Regions from separate parts of the Homo sapiens genome. Here region 1 is linked to region 2. A link is an interaction called in ENCODE POLR2A ChIA-PET data of the cell type or tissue named here. Cell type or tissue: MCF 10A. All regions are shown on one strand. Each heading gives the region's core, and the rest is flanking DNA. Links, peaks and the distances in the headings are about the cores only. Region 1 overlaps MAP3K20 (mitogen-activated protein kinase kinase kinase 20). Region 2 overlaps MAP3K20 (mitogen-activated protein kinase kinase kinase 20).

The links. ChIA-PET counts read pairs that join two places held together with the same protein. Peaks named below come from ENCODE experiments on the same cell type or tissue, not always from the same donor. Only the 100,000 strongest peaks of a DNase experiment are listed, where the experiment ranks them.
Region 1: POLR2A ChIA-PET joins it to region 2 with 5 read pairs; 1 of 35 experiments calls an interaction of 5 or more read pairs at or near these places.

What each region holds. Positions count from the first base shown.
Region 1 is chr2:173,181,285-173,186,671 of GRCh38, reverse strand. MAP3K20 (mitogen-activated protein kinase kinase kinase 20) reads right to left here. Exons shown (of 20, transcript NM_016653.3): 4 at 3,717-3,818. Among named protein-coding and RNA genes, the nearest start is that of MAP3K20-AS1, 98 kb to the left of the region's middle. In MCF 10A, for the core only: no CTCF peak of the experiment used is centred there; a DNase peak (open chromatin) is centred at 2,151.
Region 2 is chr2:173,121,570-173,126,956 of GRCh38, reverse strand. The region is part of intron 2 of MAP3K20 (mitogen-activated protein kinase kinase kinase 20); the gene reads right to left. Among named protein-coding and RNA genes, the nearest start is that of MAP3K20, 48 kb to the right of the region's middle. In MCF 10A, for the core only: no CTCF peak of the experiment used is centred there; a DNase peak (open chromatin) is centred at 2,316.

The DNA of each region.
Region 1 (5,387 bases), core at 63-5,062, 60 kb before region 2:
CCCTCACCTCCAAATCAAATAGGCTTCTTTTTAAAATGAACAATGCATTGAAAATAATTTAATAAGAGGCTTAGGCTTTTTAAAGCATATAGAGAGGTTAATTTTTAAATCTTTATTCTTCTATTTTAATTATGATATATTGAAGAATCATGAAAGGACAAAGAAAATTTAAACTCTTGCCTTTTAATGATATCACTGAATGATATCACTGAAGAGTCAAGTTAACACAAGTATTAGTAATTATGTGATCTTAAATAAGATGTAACTGGGATAAAGGAAATTTCTCTTCTGATAAGAAGTTCTACATCCCTCAAACTGCAAAAATTCAATAGTTACAACTTGGGTAGCATTTAATAATCTATATGACTGGATTTCATAGTTACCTCTCTCTTGCTTTAGAATCAAATTCCTGAATAATTTTTCAGGTAGAATCTGTATAATTACTATTACTGGTAGAGATAGTTTCTACACTTGCTGACAAGTAAGGATTTCAAAAAACAAGACTCAAATACAAAAGCTTTAAATATAGGCACTTTCCTTCCTCATGGAAGATTATAAGAAAAAAGTACCATAAAGTATTAGTGTACGATGCATAGTATACATTTAAATAATATTTCATATAAACAATAGTCATCACACACACATAAAATTCTATTTAATGTTTTTGTAGATCCATCTATAATTCTGCCTTATATTTATTGCAAACAATTAAGAAGGCTGAAAAATACTTTCATCAGGTGTACATTCAGGGTTTCCTTAAAAAAAGAATTGGCAGGTGTAACTGAGGAGACTTTTGGGGAGAACTGGAATGAGTGGTGACCATTTTGAAACTGGATTGGAGTTTATCTGCTTTAATTGTTCCTTTTAAGCATTGCTGATTAGCTTGCAGCAATTTCAGATATACTTGCTGGTCCACCCTCCATTATCCTCACATCTAGAAAGAAGAGAATCTTTTTTGTGAGAAGATATTGTCTCAACAGCAATGATGCTGAGCAATGCCTATTTTAAAATGCATGAATCAACCTTTGCTTAAAATATTCATTCTCTGATTTCTCAACATATCATTGCTCCAGTGGATTCAATCATAGGTTAAACTGAAAGGTACATAGCTGAATTTGAAACAGAATCAACAAAAATCAAGGCTTCCTACTTAATCTCTTAAATTCTTAAGTTCTACACCCAGCTTATCAGAGAAAGCTGAAGTCATTCCTAAAGCCTTGATTTTTTTTTTTTAATGGGCCATCTTAAAGGATTTTTAAATGTTAAGTATTACTTGCGTCCATAAACATACAAGCCTCTTCTCTGCCTCACTCTTCTCACCTGAGGTCAAACACATTAGCCAGACAGGCAAAAGGGATTTTATTAATCTGCAGTTTTGGACACCATCAGTGGGTCCAATCCCATTCTCTCCTTCCCTTTTTTTATTTTTTTGAGACAGAGTCTCACTCGGTCGCCCAGGCTGGAGTGCAATGGCCCAATCTTGGCTCACCGCAACCTCCGCCTCCCAGGTTCAAGTGATTCTCCTGCCTTAGCCTCCTGAGTAGCTGGGATTACAGGCATGCGCCACCACGCCTGGCTAAATTTGTATTTTTAGTAGAAACAGGGTTTCTCCATGTTGGTCAGGCTGGTTTTGAACTCCTGGCCTCAGGTGATCCACCTTCCTCGGCTTCCCAAAGTGCTAGGATTATAGGCGTGAGCCACCGTGCCTGGCCTCTCCTTCCTTATTTTTAACTCTGGTACCAGTTTGCTACCTAATTTTTTTTTTTTTTCTAGACTGAGTCTCACTCTGGCTGGAGTGCAGTGGCTTGATGTTGGCTCACTGCAAACCTCTGGGGTTTGAGCGATTCTCTTGCCTCAGCCTCCCAAGGAGCTGGGACTATAGGCGAGTAGTGCACCACCACGCCCAGCTAATTTTTTGTATTTTTAGTAGAGACAGGGTTTCGCCTTGTTGGCCAGGCTGATCTCAAATTCCTGGCCTCAAGTGATCCACCCGCCTGGGACTCCCAAAGTGCTGGGATTATAGGCATGAGCCACTGCACCAGGCCCAGTTTGCTACCTAATTCGATTCCTTCTCTTCCTTGCCCTTCTGATGCAGAGCACTAGCACTCTTGAGAAAACACCAAGAATGACTCAGCTGATGTGGAGCCAAGAGACTTATCCCTCAGTCGGGATGATGTGGCATGTGGTTAAGGGGGTGCAGGGAGAAGAGTTTCCCAGGCTGGGAATCAGGGATGCTTAAGTAGAGCACAGCAGGAAGCAGAGTGACTGATGTTAGCTGTTTTGTTTGCTGTCTATCTATTCTAAGTGCCAATAAAGTAATAACATGGGTGTAACTGGCTGAGCACCCTAAATGCAAACGTGTGTAAGGTGATGTGCTGTAAGTTAAGTACTACCTATATATGCATTTACATTATTTAAGGGTATTTCCACAATGCTCAGGCAGCCTCCAATAAAGGCACATCACCTTGCTTACAGAGAGCTGGTCCTTGTGTTCTACTGACATACAGAGAAGTCACTATGATATTACATGAAAATATCTTTAAGAATATGAAAGTTTAAGCATGATTTGAGATGCCCGATGCATCAATACACAATTAAGCAAATTAACATAAAGTCTCAGGTACACCACCCTAAACACAGAGCTTATTATTTTTATAATGTAATGAGGCATCATTCAGCAGCAGCATCTAGCATGAAACTCAAAAAAAATTTTTTTTCACTTTCCCTATTTGAAGAATTTGGTAGGTGTTGATGAAACTTAAAATAGACAATTCCCCAAAGGAAAGACTGCTACTTTTGGAAGTCACACAGTGAAATCAACGTATGAGTTGCTCCCCTTACTGAGTGCTAAATCACATTATATTTGCTTTGTAAAGAGATGCTTGTAGAGAATGGAGTAGTAAAATGTAGAGGAGTTAATTGCCCCAGGAAAATTCAGACACACTTTGTAGGGGTTGCTAGAATACAAATATAACTATCGGTGTTCATTATTTAGATGAAGTTGTTTCCAAAGCAACTCTGACAGTTATAAATAAAGCCCAGAAATGTTCAGTTAGGAAAATGGAAAAAAAAAAGATAAAAATAAATGAAGTTTGAATTGCTTTAGAAAGCATTCATCTATGCAAGAATGTATGAGAAAAAAGACTGGGCACTTTGTTTAGGGGTTTGGTGTATTAAAAATATTTAATTCCAACAGCGATGCCTAAGTAAGTTTACATTAAATGTAAAATAAAATCTGAATTGCTTTTACATGGCAGGACAAATAAAAATTTTTTTTGCAAGTGGTTTCTATTTTTAGCATATTATGTATACAAAATGAGTAGAACTAATCCTACAATAAATCATGTTTTCTGGATACTGAGTCTAAGTAGAGACTTTCAGAACAACAGAACTATGATTTTTCCATTTAATGTGTCAAGCAAGCTAGTCAATTATAATATCACAAAACATGACAAACATGTCTGCCCTGAAGCTACAACTAGATTTCGTGGATAGAAATAAAGTAGAGTCTTAAGAGGAAGATAAAAGGAATTCAGGAGTGGAAAGGCAATGACCTAAAATATTATCTGTACCATCAGCTGTGGAATTCTTACTACTTTTGGTCTGGAAAAAGAACATCTAAAGACAGAATAAAACATTTTCTGATGTTAAGTCCCCATTTCAGGAGGGGAAAATGCACCCCACTAATTCTATAAGAATATACCAAATATTATTACCTTTGGCTACATCAGTGGCCCAGGTCATAATGTGATCCATATCCATCTCCTCACTTCTGTTACTGTTAATGTAATCATAGAGTGATCCCAGAGAAGCATATTCTATTTTAAAAGGAAAGATAAGCATATAATTAAAATCAAGATACATTTCAGAAATAAGACTTTATATTTTCATTGAGAAAATACATTAAAGAATTTAACAAAAGACATCAAAAATATATAAAAAATTGTTCCATGGTGTGGTTTCTAAAAGTTAATGTCATCCAGAAAAATATCTGTCAAACAAAAGACAGTAACTTACAATGAATAGTAAACTTCAGTTGAGAATCAAAAGCCATTTAGCTGGAACTGAGAAACCCAAAGAGGTGTTGGAAGAATAAATTTGAAACAAAGGTATGTATATAAATAGGTATTTCTTTAAAAGTTGTTATTCTTATGAGATAGATATTAAATGCATAAATCAGACAGCTTAATGACAGTGTAAACAAATCAATTGTTGTCACATAAGGACTTAGAAGAGCTCTCAAAATTTAAGCACAGAAGGTCAAAAAAGTGAGAAAAATCCTTTAAAAATGAAGTATAAATTACATACCACAAACTCACCTGCAATAAGTATATTATTGGATGATTTTTAGTAAGTTCATAAAGTTGGGCAACCACCACCACAATCCAGTCTTAGAACCTTTCCATCACTACAAATAGTTCTCTTGTGCCAGTTTGCAGTTAATCATCACTCTCACACCAGCCCTACAATCTGCTTTTTCTCTCTACCAGTGTGCCTTTTCTGGATAGTTCATATAAACAGAATCATACAAATTGTTCCTTGTGTCTGACATCATTCCCTTAGCATAATGTCTTTATTTCTTTGTTTCTTTCTGGAGTCAGGGTCTCGTTCTTTTGCCCAGGTTGGAGTGCAGTGGTGTGATCACAGCTTACTGCAGCCTTGATCTCGGCTCACTGTGGCCTCCACCTCCCAGGCTCAAGCAATCCTCCCACCTCAGCCTCCCAAGTAGCTGGGACTACAGGCACATACCACCATGCTGAGGCTGATTTTTTTTTTTTTTTTTTTGGTAGAGATGAGGTCTTGCTGTGTTGCTTAGGGTAATCTCAAACTCCTGAGCTCAAGCAATCCCACCTGTCTCAGCCTCCCAAAGTGCTGGGATTACAGGCTTGAGCCACTGCGCCTGGCCGCATAATGTTTTCAAAGTTCACTCAAGTGGTAAGCATATAAGAAGACTTCAATTCTGTTTTATTGCCGAATACTATTCTGTTGTATGGATATACTACATTTGGTTTATTCAGTCCCCAGTTGATAGATATTTGGATTGTTCCCAGTTTTTGGCTATTACGAATAATGCTCCTATGAACATTTGTGTACATGTCTATGTGTGTAAATATGTTAATTTTTCTTGGGTAGATTTCAGGGACTGATATTGCAGGTCCATATGGTAAGTTTATGTCTAACTTTTAAAGAAACTATCAATCTGTTTTCCAAAGAGGCTCTACCATTTTATATTCCTGCCAGCAACGTATGAGGGTTTCAGTTTCTCCACATCCTCACCAACATTTGATATTGTCTTTTTTTTTTTCTGAGAAAGGGGTCTTGCTATGGTGCCTTGGCTAGTCTCAAACTTCAAACTCCTGTTGTCAAACAGTCCTTCCCTGCCATCC
Region 2 (5,387 bases), core at 338-5,337:
CCACATGGCCAGCACAGAAGTTAAGAACATTCACAGGCTGTATTTCAATTTCTAAAATCCAGGGAACACACACCTTCTTGATGTTGCAGAAATCAATGTCAGAGTTAAACGTGTGGATGCTGCCTACAGAATGTCTGGCTTGCTTTTCGAAGCAAGCTTTATTGCCTAGAATAGTCTGTAAGAGCATTCTGCAGTCCAAGCAGTTCTCACTCCCCTTCCCTCTAGACTGCTAATAAAAATAAGAAATGCATATTCTCTTTGTAAAGAAACATTCATCAGCTGGGCACGGTGGCTCACGCCTGTAATCCCAGCACTTTGGGAGGCCGAGGTGGGTGGATCACCTGAGGTCAGGAGTTTGAGACCAGCCTGGCCAACATGGTGAAACCCCATCTCTACTAAAAATATGAAAATTAGCTAGGTGTGATGGTGCATGCCTGTAGTCCCAGCTACTTGGGAGGCTGAGGCATGAGAATCGCTTGAACCTGGGAGGTGGAGGTTGCAGTTAGCAGAGATTACACCACTGCATTCCAGCCTGGGTGACAGAGTGAGACTCTGTCTCAAAAACAAAAACAAAAAGAAAGAAAAAGAAAAAAGAAAAATTCATCGTTACTTTGTTACCTTGAAACCACCCTTACCCCAATATCACCACTAGAATACCATAGAATCATCTCTTTCTTGCCCAACGTCAGACATTCTTTTCTCTGCCGCAACTATATAATATGAAACTCTAAAATACTCTAATTTATATAAATCCTATATAAGTGCCACAGGCAAAAACATTACACAAAGTATTTTAAAAATATATATATTTAGAGACAATGCCTCATCCTTTGGATTAAACATGTTATAGTCCCATAAAGAAATTTAATTATATTGCTTGAAAGCATTTGTTTTTAATCATTCTAGTGGTATAATTTTTCTGCTCACTTATAATGTACAGATTACTGCAAAACAGAATGGAAGAGTATATATCATACAATTAAAAAATTAAAAGGGGCCAGGCGCAGTGGTTCACACCTGTAATCCCAGCACTTTGGGAGGCCGAGGCAGGTGGATCATGAGGTCAGGAGATCGAGACCATCCTGGCTAACACAGTGAAACCCCATCTCTACTAAAAATACAAAAAATTAGCCGGGCGTGGTGGCAGGCATCTTTAGTCCCAGCTACTCAGGAGACTGAGGCAGGAGAATGGCATGAACCCAGGAGGCGGAGCTTGCAGTGAGCTGAGATCGCGCCACTGCACTCCAGCCTGGGCGACAGAGCAAGACTCCATCTCAGAAATAAATAAATAAATAAAAGGAAATAAAGAAAAGAAAGCCTACTGAGAAAACTCTTCTCAGGAATAAAATTTATCTTCCCTTCCAATCCCCAGGGTACTGACATTTTTAGTGTTTGACAAGAAATGCTAGTACATTCAATAAAGTAAAGTTTTATTTAAAAAAAAAACACATCTAACATTTAACTTCACTTCCTATTTTCAAACTGTGAGGTGGAGACTGCTAAGCAGAAAAACACAAGTAAGTAAGGTTGCTCTAAGGATAATCTGAGATCCTTATTTTGCTGTGATGAGCCTGCTCACCAAGCTAAAAAGCTGTAAAACAATATACATTCTTTAGGTGTAGTCCAGGATTCACTGATATACAGTAATGCTCTGAAGACTGAAATACGTACACAAGAACATATTACATAGTTAAAGTGCTTTCTTTTAGAAGATAAGAGATTCTATAAGGGATATATTTAATGGTGGATTCAACATACCTATCTTCCTTAAAATAGGGAAGACAAAATGGTATACCCATTCCTTCTCAGAATGACTAGTACTCTATAAAATGTGCAAGTTGTGGATTAACTGCCTCTCAGTTCCACATCCACACCTTACCCTCCTATGTGGTACTTGAGCTGGACCCTGTAAAAACATCTCTCTTTTGTCAGTTGGTAAAATTTTTATTTTCCTTTTCTTTATTTTCTTTAGAGACAGGGTCTCACTGTCCCCCAGGCTGGAGTGCAATGGTGCAATCATAGCTCACTATAGCCTGGAACTCCTGGGATCAAGTGATCCTCCTGCCTCAGACTCCCAAAGTGCTGGAATTACAAGTGTGAGCCACCATGCCCAACCAGTTGTTGCAACTTTAAGCTTTCTTAATAGAGGCATGGAAGGGTCGTAGCAGAGGAAGGAGCATCTTTCTTGTTTGTTGCTGCTTTTTCTTCCTCTTGACAGTCTGGCTGCCAGCAGAGTGCAGGAGATCCAGTTGAGCTCACCCTTCAGCAAGTTTCCTGGACACCCCAGCAGCTGGATTCCTGTGAACAAGTTCTGGCATGTCACACCCTAATGGGCAGTTTCCTGCTCACCAGCTCTGGCCACAGGCAACCCAGAACTTTTCATGGAACAATTCCAACCTGCGGCACTACATCAAGCCTCACCAGCACCCTAGTAGGTGGCTTCTTGTGAACCAGCTCCCACCCATGGAACCCCAACCAACCCCCACCGCCCCATCATCCATTTGCAGCTGCAGCCTTTCCAATGAGGTCTCAGTCACAGCCCGGGGAGCAGGCCCTCTTCCAATCTGCTCCTTCCTTGGATGCACTTCATCAGGCCTGGAGCTAGTAGCTGTTCTCTGCCTTTGCTATCCCCATATACTTTAGAGTCTCTTTTACCCCATTCAGTAGTCAACCACCTTTTACTAGGCAACAGTTCTCTATACTAATTTTCCTAAATGAACTCTAATACAGAGTTGGTACCAAGTGTGGTTCCTGGTTACAGACCCTCAAAAATATTAATAGAACTTTGGGATTAGTATGGTCATGAGCTTTGACTGGAGGACAGCACCAATCCTTGTCAATGGGATATGGGATGCTGGTAATCCATGGCATAAAGTCCCATCAAAATTAACTAAGCTATCACCTGTGATTAACTGCAATGAAGTGCCAACAGAAACAAGGTCTGGGAGTCAAAGAGGCTGCTGTCCTTGACTGCTATGGCAGTAATGATGAATATAAAGATTGTAGGGTACAATGAATTCTTTTGAGTGCAATGAAGCATCTACCAAAAGAAAATAAGTTGAGGTGTTTTTAACCCCCAGCCCAAGTCTAAGAACCAGAGAGCTTCCACACTAGCTCTAAAAAAATATTTTATTTCCTGTAGTCATAGAGCTACTATTTCCAGAAATAAAAAAAAAAATGTACTGGGTGTGTTGCTGAATTACAACATCAGTTGAATTTACAACCACAGTCTCTCATGTGAAAGTTAGGGTACTGATTAAAAAAGAATGGGACCTGAAACCTGGAAAGGGGAACATCTGGTTGAATTCAAGATGAAACAAACAATTTCAAGCCCCAAAGAAACTCTGAGGTTCCCTTGACCATGGAAGTTGCTTGCCCTCTTATGTCTCAAGAGACTAGCTTTCTTTTTCTGGAAAACTTTTGCTGAGTAGCCTCACCTGGAGTAGATGTCTTTATAAGGGGATGCTCATTCTCCTCAAGATCTCTCATAACCACTCAGTTCCTAAATCTCAACATGCTTCACAGTACACAGCATCACCCAGAAGGAAATGGCTTACAGACTCAAAAACCTGCAAGACCCTTGTTAATATATAGTGGCAGAACCCTGGGAATATGTGTGGGGGTAGGTACCCATGGTGTTAGATAAAGAATGCTGGGAAATATACAGCACATCAGGCTGCTTTCATGGATATAGATGCACCTAACTAGAGTTTTTGGACTGAATGTGAATGTGTTAGCTCATGAAGCCAGAAGTCTCTGAGAGCTTACTTGGTTGGTTGACTGAAACTTGTAATGAGGTTGAAATGCCAGAACTTCCCTGGCATGATATGGAGGATGGAATCCAAAGGTTTAAGGAGATAGGAATGTAGTGGATTTATCATGTGTGAACTACATACCCAACCACCTCAACTACATCTCCTGAAAAGGACCAGAGACACTCCTTGCACTAAGACATTGAAAAATACCTAAGTGAGGGGAGCGCTGCATCTCTGAAAAACTCTGTAGTTATTTTCCTTTGTAGACCAGTAAGACCGCAGGAGATGTCACGACTGAGATGAGCTTCCTGGTTTCTTTGGAGATGGTGGGATACAGGAAGAGCAGAAAAAGTAGCAGCACTGAGTGCCAAAGACAAGATCGGTGCATTTACTATCAAAGGGATCAGGGACATATTAATCAAAATGCTTTGGCCCACAGGAATCTCTGGTGGTAGCTAATTTATCCTGCAGTCCCTAGGAATGAAATCAGTATGCAGTTTACTACAATACTGTATAATCTATATAACAACAACAACAACAAAACGTAGGTCCAGTGGCCATTACGTCACCACAATGGAGAGTCACAGAATCACACCCAGTTCTAGGCCTAGAACAGTGTATTGTCCCATAACCCTTTGAAGGGAAGGCCAGGTTTCCTTCAAAAATAACCCTGCAGTGCTGCCACAGGCATATACCATAAATCCTCCTCCAAGCCTTCACCAAAGAGGCCTGCTGCCATTACTAGATGGACAGTGCACAGGGGGAAAGAACATACTCAGATATTTCAGGGAATACTAAACACTAGCTCTGAATCAACACCAAGTTTCCCCACAAGTTGACTAAGAAAGAAAAAACACGAGCTCAATTTATAAAGGGTTCTGCATGATACATTGGTACCAGCTGAATGAAAGTCTACGTCCACAGCTTACATCCCCAGTTAGGGGTGACCCCCAAAGAACAGCTTTTAAGGAAAATCCTCCCAGAGGGAAAAACTTTGACAATATATTTGGTGATTCGCTTTGTCTGTAATCAGAAATGGCCAGAAATAAGAGTTTACATTAATTCACGGGTGATTGCTTATAGTTTATTTGAATGATCAGGGACTTGAATAGAAGAAGATTGTAAGATTGGTGACAAAGAATTTGAAGGAAGAGGATGTGACAGACCTCTCACATTGGGCACAGACCTCAATAATCAAATGAATACAATTATATGCTCTGCGGATGTCATTCAGCCTCCTTCCCAGCCACCCCAAGGCTTACTCAATGGGGCCATGAACAAAGTGGCCATGATGGCAAGGATGGAGACTAAATGTGGGCTTAGTAACATGGACTTCCCCTTATCAAGGCTGAACTGTCTGTTGCTACTGCTGAGTATCTAATCTACCAACATGGAGATAGACACTGAGCCCCTGACAGTCCCCCATTCCCAGGAGGTGATGGTGGCGGGTGGGCGGCGGGGGGGCATCCATGCTGAATGGAATAGACACGTATCCTAGATAAGAATTTGTTCTCCAGCCGGGCGCGGTGGCTCACGACTGTAATCCCAGCACTTTGGGAGGCCAAGGCGGGCGGATCACGAGGTCAGGAGATTGAGACCATCCTGGCTAACACGGTGAAACCCCGTCTCTAC